2 separate regions of the Homo sapiens genome follow, and region 2 is linked to region 1. Evidence: read pairs that join two places in POLR2A ChIA-PET (ENCODE). Cell type or tissue: PC-9. All regions are shown on one strand. Links, peaks and the distances in the headings refer to the core of each region. The heading gives the core; the rest is flanking DNA.

What was found. Peaks named below come from ENCODE experiments on the same cell type or tissue, not always from the same donor. Only the 100,000 strongest peaks of a DNase experiment are listed, where the experiment ranks them.
Region 2: POLR2A ChIA-PET joins it to region 1 with 7 read pairs; 2 of 35 experiments call an interaction of 5 or more read pairs at or near these places.

Annotation. Positions count from the first base shown.
Region 1 is chr11:76,688,751-76,694,121 of GRCh38, forward strand. It overlaps the pseudogene GUCY2EP. Among named protein-coding and RNA genes, the nearest start is that of LRRC32, 21 kb to the left of the region's middle. RefSeq lists an enhancer at 1-856. In PC-9, for the core only: no CTCF peak of the experiment used is centred there; no DNase peak of the experiment used is centred there.
Region 2 is chr11:76,836,693-76,842,063 of GRCh38, forward strand. No RefSeq gene overlaps it. Among named protein-coding and RNA genes, the nearest start is that of ACER3, 22 kb to the right of the region's middle. RefSeq lists an enhancer at 2,275-3,474. In PC-9, for the core only: no CTCF peak of the experiment used is centred there; a DNase peak (open chromatin) is centred at 2,849; H3K27ac peaks cover 655 bases.

The sequences.
Region 1 (5,371 bases), core at 176-5,175:
CTCCCAAAGTGCTGGGATTACAGGCGTGAGCCACCACGCCCGGCCCATGTTTGTATTTTTAAAAGATAATTCTGGCTGCCGGGTAGAGATGGATGGAAGGGAACTGGCTAGGAGCCCTGCGGCGGGCCACCTGAGAGACGTGGTGGCTTGGGCCAGGGTGGGTGCAGGGAGGTGGAGAAGCCAGCCGGAGGAGGGATGTGTGATGGAGTGGGGGCTGCTAGGCACACACACATCCTGTGTGCAGGATCTGAGCCTGAGGCCTGGGAGGGGGCAAGGACTCCCACCTGCCTCCCCAGAGGCTCTGGAGGCTCCAGACTTGCTAATGGATAGGGGTAGGTGCGGAGACGCCAGGAGCTTGGCATGGTGTTGGGCTGTCTGACTGGGGATGCTGGAGGACCAGGTTTCAAGGGTTGCTGGAGCTTTGCAATCCGTGGTGCTGTGAAGCCCCAGAAGGAACCATTGAGTGAGCAGCCAGAGCTACGGGAGCCTGGTGCCCAGTGGGGTGGGAGCCCGAGACGTGTACTGGGTGTCGTTAGTGTCTGGGTAGACAGGGAGGCCCCAAGAAGGGGAGGATGAGCTGGTGCCAGAGGAGGAGGCCAGGGAAGAAAGAGCTTTTAGGAAAAGGAGGGCAGCAGGGCGAACGCTGCTGAGCAGTCAGGTTGAGAACTGAAACTGCCCCCGGATCTGGTGACATGGACGGAGGTCACCGGAGACCTTCCGAAGAGCCCTCTGGCCCGAGGGGGTGGAAGTCAGACTGCGGGGGCCGAGGAGGGAGTGGGAGGTGAGGAAGTGAAGTCAGCGGCAGCCGCCAGCTCCTGAGAAGTTGAGCTCTGAGTGGAGATGAGCAGTGGGGTGGGCGCTGGTAGGGAGGCAAGGCCAGAGGAGGGCTCACTCCTCAGGACACAGGGAGGAGAACAGGAGGAGAGGCCCTCCACGTAAGGGAAGGGAGAAGAGGGCCACGGGGGAGCTGAGGACTGAGTCCAGCCACAGAGCCCAACGGGCCCAGACAGGAGCAAGATCTGCCACACAACAGTCAGGGCCAGGCCTGAGCCCTGCGTTCACATCACGCTGCCTGTCCCGCAGGCCATCCATCACTCTGCAAAGGAGAAGGGCCCCAGCCGTGTGAAGGCCTTTCTACCAGTGCAAGCTGGCTCTGCCTCTAAGAGGCTGGCGTGTCCCTGTGAAAAGGGTGTCCCTGTGTGTCTGCACCCCGGGAGGCTCGCCATCCTATGCTGGTTTCTGCCCACGCACTCACTCTCTTTCCCTCTCCCCCTTGCTGGGAGCCCCTCTGGACCCTGATGTGTGTGGCAAGGGGGAACTCAGATGAACGGCAGCAACTCCTGCCCTGAGGCACCGCTGTGCCCCAGGCTCCCTGGGGTCCCAAGGCCTTGGCCCCCCAACAGCAGGAGGGGAAAGGCTGCTGTGACCTGCCCTGTTCACATCAGTCCCGCCTGGTTGGAGGATGCTCAGCCTGGGCTGCTCCAACTGTGGTCCCTTCCCAGGAAGCCCATATTGCTTGTCTTTGAGGGATGGGAAGAGGTGGCCTTGGGTGGGGGGCTATCTTGGAAGAACTGAGCAGAGCCCGTTGGAAGTTTTGATGAAGGGTGCATTCTGGGCAGGGAGACAGCAAGCCTGAGCTCTGGCCCAGGCACTGATGTGGTGGCAATGTAGCACGCCAGGTGGGTCCCTGCCCTTCCCCACGCTCAGCCTCCCTACCAGTGCAATCAGCCAGTCAGCCTCTATGGTCTCTGGGACCTTCTTGGCAATTGGCGACACCTGTGCCCCTTGCCCTCCGACCCTCTGCAGACTGCCTGCCCACTGATGGGGTGGAAGTGGGTAGGGAAGAGCACTTTGAAGTAAAATGTTATTAACTTTTCTCCCTTCCCCAACCCCATCTATATTGCCCTCAGTGAGGGACATGGGTTCTAGGGGACAGAGGACAGAGGGAAGAGACAAACCACCAAACAGGCACAAGCTCTCTGAGAATCTGCTTCACATGGCCCCCAAAATGTGGGTGCTCTTTTTATCTAAAAATTTGTCATCTGCAGAAATAGTCTGAATAGCAATAAATGCATGATAATGTTTAGCAAATCATGACCTGTAGTCAGCTCAAAATGGAAAGATTCTGCATTCTCTGCAATAGAGATAGGCTTTGCAAATCCTGGAGTGTCCACATGTTGCAATCCTGGAGTGTCCACATGTTGCAATCCAGATGCAGTCACTGCGGGTATGTTTATGGTTTTTGTTTTTTGTTTTTTGTTTTTTGAGTCAGAGTTTTGTTCTTGTCACCCAGGCTGGAGTGCAATGGCGCAGTCTCCTCTCACTGCAACCTTGGCCTTCTGGGTTCAAGCGATTCTCCTGCCTCAGCCTCCTGAGTAGCTGGGACTATAGGCACCCGCCACCATGCCCAGCTACTTTTTGTATTTTTAGTAGAGACGGGGTTTCACCATGTTGGCCAGGTTGGTCTCGAACTCCTGACCTCAGGTGATCCACCTGCCTCGACCTCCCAAAGTGCTGGGATTACAGGCGTGAGCCACCGTGCCTGGCCTACTGTGGGTATGTTTATAAAGTACTCTGAACAATACAGGAAGGTGCTCAGGACAGTGAGCTGAGGGCACAGGTCAGGATGAGAAGTGATCTGGGCCACATGACCTCACGCACGCCAAGCACATGAGAAACAGGTGTGTAGGAGCCCTGCTGAAGTGCTAACAGCAGCTACCTCCCAGGAGTAGAAAGACGGGGATTATTGAATATTCGAAGAATTCTGTATTTTCCAAGTTTTCCACACTAGGCGGGAAATACTTTTATAATCAGAAAAACGTCCAAGCTTTTTGGGAAATCTCTCTTACTCACCCAGGTCTGATGTCCACAGGTGCGGGGAGGGGCCTGGGGAAGCCTGCCTTCCCCCCACCCAGTAGGTCTCTTCGATGCCCTTCCCCTGGAAGAGAGAGGGAAGGGGATGGGAAGGTCCCTCCCCAAGCAAACCTCCTCAAGCTGAAGAGCAAGGACAAAATGTGTGATTCAACAGCTCCATGGAGAGCAGCCTAGAGCCTGGAGATTGAAATCCTGGCTCTGCTGCCTCCTAGCTGTGTGACTTTGGCCAACTTACTTTACTTCTCTGTGCCTCCATTGCCTCAGTACCTCACAAAGTTGTAAAGACTAAATAAGTTAATATTTCTCTGTTAAAGAAATAACCCAGCTGGGTGCATGGTGGCTCACACCTATAGTCTTAGCCTTTTGGGAAGCTGAGGCAGGTGGATCACTTGAGGTCAGGAGTTCAAGACCAGCCTGGCCAACATGAAGAAACTCCATCTCTACTAAAAAATACAAAAATTAGCTAGGCACAGTGGCACATGCCTGTAATCACAGCTATTCGGGAGGCCGAGGCATGAGAATCACTTGAACCTGGGAGGTGGAGGTTGCAGTGAGCCAAGATCGCGCCACTGCTCTCCAGCCTGGGAAAGAAAGAAAGAAGAGAGAGAGAGAGAGAAAAGAATCATGAGCCCTGTGATCAGCGGATCTAGAGTGCTAAGATCCCACCATCTGTGATTCTCTCCAGCCTTCACAATGGAAGGACCTGGTATGGTGGCCTCCCCTGGGGTGGGAATGCAGCTCCTGAAGGTCAGGAGCGAGGGGGCTTGAGAACATGAGGGTCGGGGCTGGCTGGGCTGGAGGTTCCATGTCCCATCCTGGGCCAGGGCTCTATGGGATGAATATTGTCCTTGGAGCCCTTGGGCCAGCCTGAAGAGCCTAAGGTTGGCATGCTGCCCTCCCCATACCTCTCTGCCCTCCGCACACCTCTCTGCCCTCCACACACCTCTCTGCCCTCCCCACACCTCTCTGCCCTCCGCACACCTCTCTGCCCTCCGCACACCTCTCTGCCCTCCGCACACCTCTCTGCCCTCCCCACACCTCTCTGCCCTCCCCACACCTCTCTGCCCTCCGCACACCTCTCTGCCCTCCCCACACCTCTCTGCCCTCCGCACACCTCTCTGCCCTCTGCACACCTCTCTGCCCTCCCCATACCTCTCTGCCCTCCGCACATCTCTCTGCCCTCCCCACACCTCTCTGCCCTCCCCACACCTCTCTGCCCTCCACACACCTCTCTGCCCTCCACACACCTCTCTGCCCTCCACACGCCTCTCTGCCCTCCACACGCCTCTCTGCCCTCCCCACGCCTCTCTACCCTCTCCACGCCTCGCTGCCCTCCCCACAACTCTCTGTGTCCCTTTCTGGCATAAGTCATCCATTCCTCAGGACGCCCAGTGTTCACCCCCCTAAATAAGACACATCTGCCCTGACTTATTCCAGCTCACTCTCCCCTAACCCCAGCCATACAGAGCAAAGGATTCCACATTTGCTGGCCTTCACGGGCTGTGTGATCATGAACAAGTTGCTGCCCGTCTCTGTGCTGCACCCTCCTGCACCGACGTTCCACAGTGTAATGAAGTGAGTCCCATATGGCACCGAATTTCTGGGACCCAGTGCATCAGGCCTTTAAGCTAGATTGCTCCGGTCTCCCTGCTAGACCTGGCTTCAGCTTAGGAATTTGAGGAAGAGGAGGTGGGGTAGGAAGAAAAGTCACTGAAAGGAATGCTGTACCATTGCCTTTATAGAATGGTAATGTTGAGAGAGAATGCACAGGTTACAGACCTTTCTCTGCCTTTGAGGTAATCATGAGCATTAACAACCCAACATTACACTGTAACAGCAGAGAACTGGCCTTGGGACTGGTGGGTACACAGAGAAGGCATGGCAGTCACTGTTTGTGGGGAAGGAGGAGGAAGATGAGTGTTCCTGGGTCAGGGTAGGCTGCAGTGAGAGGTGATGTCTGATCTGGGATTCTGAGGGATGGGCAGGAGCCCAGCAGTGCTATGGAGAAGGCACAAGCTTTGGAGCCATGAGATCTGAATTACGAGCTATGTGACTTTGACAAGCCACTCTGCCTCTTTAATTGAATTTTTTCAACTGTAAAATGGGGACAACGATGCTCCTTTCATTATTACTATGAGTGATAAATATTTTGATGTGTGTTGTACACTGGCGTGCTACACAGACAGGTCATCAGGAGAAGTGACTTCTCTGTCCTGGCCTTTCCTCTCACAAGGAGCAAGATGGCTCCCAGGAAGCAATGTTTCTTTAGAATTTGGAGAGCATAGAGGGCATGTAAAGGTGACCAGCTACATCCCCAACTTGGGCAGCCACATCAGTCAGATAAGAATCTTTCCTGCTTCCCACAGAAACTGGATCCTTGGAGACTTTTCCCACAAAGACCACAAAATTCTCTCACCTTCAGCTCAGTCTGACCTCTGATATCAATTTGGTAGCTTTCATCAAGGCTGAGCAGTATCTGGACAGTGCTTTGGCTGAC
Region 2 (5,371 bases), core at 273-5,272, 150 kb after region 1:
TGGAAGCTATGCCAACGGCCACCTACTGGTAGTCCCCTTCAGGGAAGGGCTTGTTCCCTTCCAGCTGTCCTGAGCATGGTATGAGATTTGTCTTTGTAAAACACAGCTCAGACCATGCCTCTGTCCTGCTCGGAAGGCTTTGTGACCCCTGCGACTGGCCCTCTTCACCGCTGCTCTTTAGGCTGGTGTTTGAGGCTCACTACAGTCCACCCCTGGCTGTCCTTGCTATGTTCTCTCTCTCTGTCCCCCTCTAACCCTCTGCCCCACACCCCCCAAGCCACAGTTCCTTAGGCTTTGACATCATTGTGCCTCTGCTCACAATGTTCCCCTGCCTGGAGCAGCCTCCCGTGAGTATCACACACCCCATATTCCAAGGTCCTTCCTGCACCTAAATTTTCACAGCACTTCACATTCCTGCTCCCTGTGCACTTGCTGCTTTGAACCTTGTGTTTACCTGCGCGCATGACGGAGCGGGCACTCAGTAAACGTGATAACGAATGCATGTCCTCACTGTAAGGGCAGGGACATGTCTACATGTCTCCTCCATCTCTGAACCTCTCATCTCTCTCACATACCTATGTTTTCTTGAACACAGCAGGAACATAACACATATTTGAGAGACGCATCAGTCACCTCGTCTTGTCTGTTCTAATTTGTAAAGGTGTTTTGAATGAGTCTCCTATTTCCCTTAAGCCAGGCCACATCAACTTTCACTTGGACTGTGACAACAGCCTCTTAACAGTCTCCCCTCTTTCCATCTAAGCCCCACACAGATGACCAGAGCCATTTTTCTAAAATGAAAATCGGGTCATGTCTTTCCTCTGCTGACAACCTGTCATGAGTTCCCCAGTGCCACAAGAAAAAGCCTCAGCCTCCCTCTACAGCCTGATATCTTTTGTTTCCCCTCTTCCCCATCTCCCCCGAGGCACCTCCTTGCATTCCTCCTGAACTACCTATAATGCCACAGTAGCCCTACACTGTTTCAGACCTCTCTGTCTAGGAAACTACTGCTTCCTTTTCTTCAAATGAAACCCCCTCCTCCACTCCCTGCTCCCATCATCTGACAAGCAGGTGTCCATGCCTCCCAACCCAGTTCTGATGAAAACTTGCTCTGTGAAGGAGGAGATGGCTGACCCAGGAAGAGAAACCCGCACTAACCACACATTCACCCGATAAATGTTATTGGGCATTCTCTATGCTCCAGACACTCCCTTTAGGCAGTGCTTGTATGGTCAGGTTGCTATGGTTGCAGCCATCCCCCATATGGATATGAATGGGGTTCAAACCTGCCTCATTTCCAAGTCTGGGAGCCCTGAGGTCAGGGGCTACCATGACTCTCATCACTGAGTCCTCACACAGTGCCAGCCTGTGGGAGAACTGAAAATGAACCCCATTGTATACAGGGGAGAGGGAGGGAGGAGGTCAAGTGAGAACCAGAGTGGGACAGCTGCCAAGGTCCCACCCAGGCTGACAGGATCTCTCACATCTTATCTTACAGCCCAGGATCCTATTGATCACTAGCAAAAAGATAATTCAGCTTCTGCTGTTCTGAGGCTCCTGTGCCCTGGCTTCCATTCTCAGTGGCAAAATCCTCGGGAAATTCCCTACAACCCCCAAATTGTTGGATCAATGAACAGGTTATACAGGCTGCTGACAGCCCAGCACAGTGCAAAATGCATCTTTGTTACCATCAGGGTGGCAGGAAATAAGTTCTGGCCCTGGCTTCAAATGTGCAAACTCAATGTGTCTGTTCTTCTCTTTAAAAAAGCTTTGCCGGTGGCTGCTTTGTGCTTGGCACTGGGGACAAAGGGATAAACTAGACCGGAATCCTGCCCTGGAGAAGCGCCCCGTCTGGGGAAGCAGGCCAGTGTGTTCAAAGACACTGCCCTGAATGAGAAAGTCACTGCATGGCTAAGTCCCAAAGAGCAAGTCTCCAAATTTCCTTTTTTTAACTATTTAAAAGAAGTAAATGGAGATTTTCACTGGATGGGATAGCTTGAACAACTTTTTAAGATTTCTAGCTGCCTTTAGCTGACTGGTCTTTACTTTATCTTCAGGATAGTATTTTGAGGAATGCTCACTGGGCTCAGTTTGTGCTTGGTTCCCAGCTGCTGCAACTAGAGGGACCTGGAGTAGACAGAAGGGACCCTCTGCTAGGAGCGGGGAGTCAGTACCAGCAGACAATGGCTCCATCCAGCGGGCAGAGGGAGACTGGAGGTACAAGGGGACACACTGGGGTCAGAAGGGAGAAGACTGAGGGACAGAGAGAGAGGGGAGTTTGCTGGGGAGTGGCAGAGAGCAGGAAAGCCTTAGGGACAGAGGGGGAAATGCAGGGGCCGGAAAAGAATATGTCTAGAAGAATCCTTAATATTCCAGAACGTATTATTCTAATGTAGATATATTCTTGAAGAATACATTCTTACTCCTGAATAAGACTATATCAGTGATGTTTCCTTTTCTTAAACATATTCATGAATAACATGTTCATAAATACATTCTGGAATGTTTATATTCTAATGACTTCATTCTTCTCACATCCTTTGGTCTCGTCTTCTCTCTGCCCCTCACTCTTTCCTCCCTGCTGCTCACTCTCCCCCCTCCCACTCTCAGCCTCCCCTTCCCTTTGACCCTCAGTCTCCTCATTTTGCAGTCAGGCAGTGGCTGGGAATGGAGTGTCCTAAAGGCTTCCTCATTTGCATTTCTCATGCCTGCACTAAGACTCTAGTAGCCAGGGTTCCTCAAGCTTCTTCCTCTAGTTCTGTGTTCCTTCCCCTTGGTGTCTCCAGCATGCTAGCCCCGGGCTCCAAAGGTGTGTGTCCTAAGAATATATTGCCTTTGGTGACTTAGCCTCATTAGTCATAGAGTGTCACTTCCACAGGATCTCCCAGATCAAAGGGCAGTGAACACAGACTCCACTTCTCAAAGGAGGAGGATCAGTTTCACACTGGGACTGGCATAGGCTGGTGCAGCCATCTTTGGAAAATACCATCTTCCTCAAGTGAATATTTAAAACCAGGTATCTGCTGTTTGCTGAATATGAATCTAAAATAAAATAATACAAAAAAAAGGTGAAAGTAAGAGTAAAGAAAGAGTTATACCTGGCAAGTATCAAGCAAAAGAATGCTGGTATAGTAATTATTTTAATATTAGACAAAAGAGGTTTTAAGGATAGAGCATTACCAGGATTAAAGAGGGTCCCTAGGTATGATAAAATGTTCAAGTCAACGGAAGGATAAAACGATTCTGAATCAATACACACCCAATAGCATGTGTATATACTCACGTATATACATATACATGACAGAACACACACAGATACAGACCTGGTCGGTGCTTACTCATTCTTCCAGACTCAACACAGATCTCCAACAAACCTCCCCTCCTCTTCCAGGCGGAGTTACGATCCTTGCTCCAGGCATGTCCACTCTTTCTTCCTTCTAATAGCCCTGATCTTACTGAACACCAGACTCTAGGTCATTTTTTCTACAAGTAAATCACAGAAAGCCAGCTGGCCAAATGAAGAATTCCTCAAACCATCACTTTGCTGAATGGTTAATATCTTAGAAGCTAATTCACCAAAAGCCAAGTCATTCCAAGTTAATTCTCTAAATTTGCTTATGTCTTTTTCAACTATTATATAATTCACAGCAGTTGGTATTCGATGGGATAGGTTTTTCAAATTGTTGTAATAAAATTAAGTAGGTAAAAATACTTACAAAGTAGGTAAAAAGTATAAAGAATGATACAACAAAACGCATGCACCCAAAACCAGTTTTTTGAAGTGAACATTACTGTTACCTTTGGAACCTCCTCGGTGTTCCGCCCTGAGGAACACCCCACCCTATCACCTTCCTTCTCACCCCAGAGATAACCATTCTTCTGAATTTTCTGTGTTTTATTCCCTTGCTGTTCTTCATAGTTTTACCACATATTTTTATCCTCAAAGTGCTTTTTTTAGTTTTTCATGTTTCCTAACTTTAGGTTAAAGGAAGTGGAGAGTATGTATTTTTCTGTGACTCACTTTTTTCTTTTTTAAAAACATTATTTATATAAATTACTTTAATCGTGGCTCAAGTGATTCCAATGCCTCAGCCTCCCAAAGTGCTGGGATTACAGGAGTGAGCCTCACTTTTTTCATTCAACATTATGTTCCAGAGACTCATTCTTGTTGATGCCTAGACTTTTCATTCATTCATTTTCTTGTCTACATAGTATTGTGTTTTATGAATACATTACAATTTATCCATTGAGTGAAGGGACACTTAAATGGCTCCAGGGTTCCAGCATTGCACAGAGCATGGCTAGGAACATCCTTTTTTTTTTTTTTTTTTTTGAGACAGGGTCTTGCTCTGTTGCCCAGGCTGGAGTGCAGTGGCATGATCATGGCTCACTGTAGCCTATATCTCCTGGGCTCAAACAATCTTCCCACCACAGCCTCCTGAATAGCTGGGACCACAGGTGCATGCCGCCACGCATAGCTAATTTTTAAAAAATATTCTGTAGAGACGGGGATCTCCCTGTGTTGCCCAGGCTGGTCTCAAGTAATCCTCCCAGCTCAGCCTCCAAAGTGCTGAGATTATAGCCATGAGCCACTGTGCCCAGCCAGGAACATTCTTATATGTATGTCTTAGGGCACTCATGCTATGACATTGATTCAATTCATTCCTTACAACAACCATATGAAGTATGTATAATCAACCTCATTTTAGAGATGAAGTAATTGAAATTAAGAAAAATTAAATGACTAAAGACATGAGTCTAATAAGAGGGGCAAGACTTTGATACATTAAACCTCCCCATGTCATGAAGTTGTCTTTCAGAAGGGAAGCCTACCCATGGACCCATTCTCTAAGCAAACAGCTCCTCTCTGGGCAATTCCTGTCCCCCCTTTCCCCATCCCCTTTCTCACAGCATCCCACCAGTCTCTCCCTTCCAGCCTCATCCTTCCCTGTCCCCTTCCTCTCAATCCCTGAAACCCACCATGATTCCATTTCAAATTGACGCTGCCCATTCAGAGTTAGAACAAAGAGCCTTAATCTCCCACCCAATGTTTTCCACCTTCCCTATCACTCAGTCTTTTGTCCCCAAGCTCTGACCACTCACAAATAAAAGAGCCTTAATCTCCCACCCAATGTTTTCCACCTTCCCTATCACTCAGTCTCTTGTCCCCAAGCTCTGACCACCCACAGCTCTGCTCTACCTCTGTGATGATTCTGATAACTCTACCCAGCTTGCAGTGTATCCCTCCGCCAGGTGGAAGCTCTTTGAGCAAGGGTCTGTGCCTTTCATCTCCATTTCCCCTGCAGTTCCAGAGAACCTCTCTAGTGGTATTTAGCATGCTCTGTCTCACGTTAAAGGACCTGTTTCATTT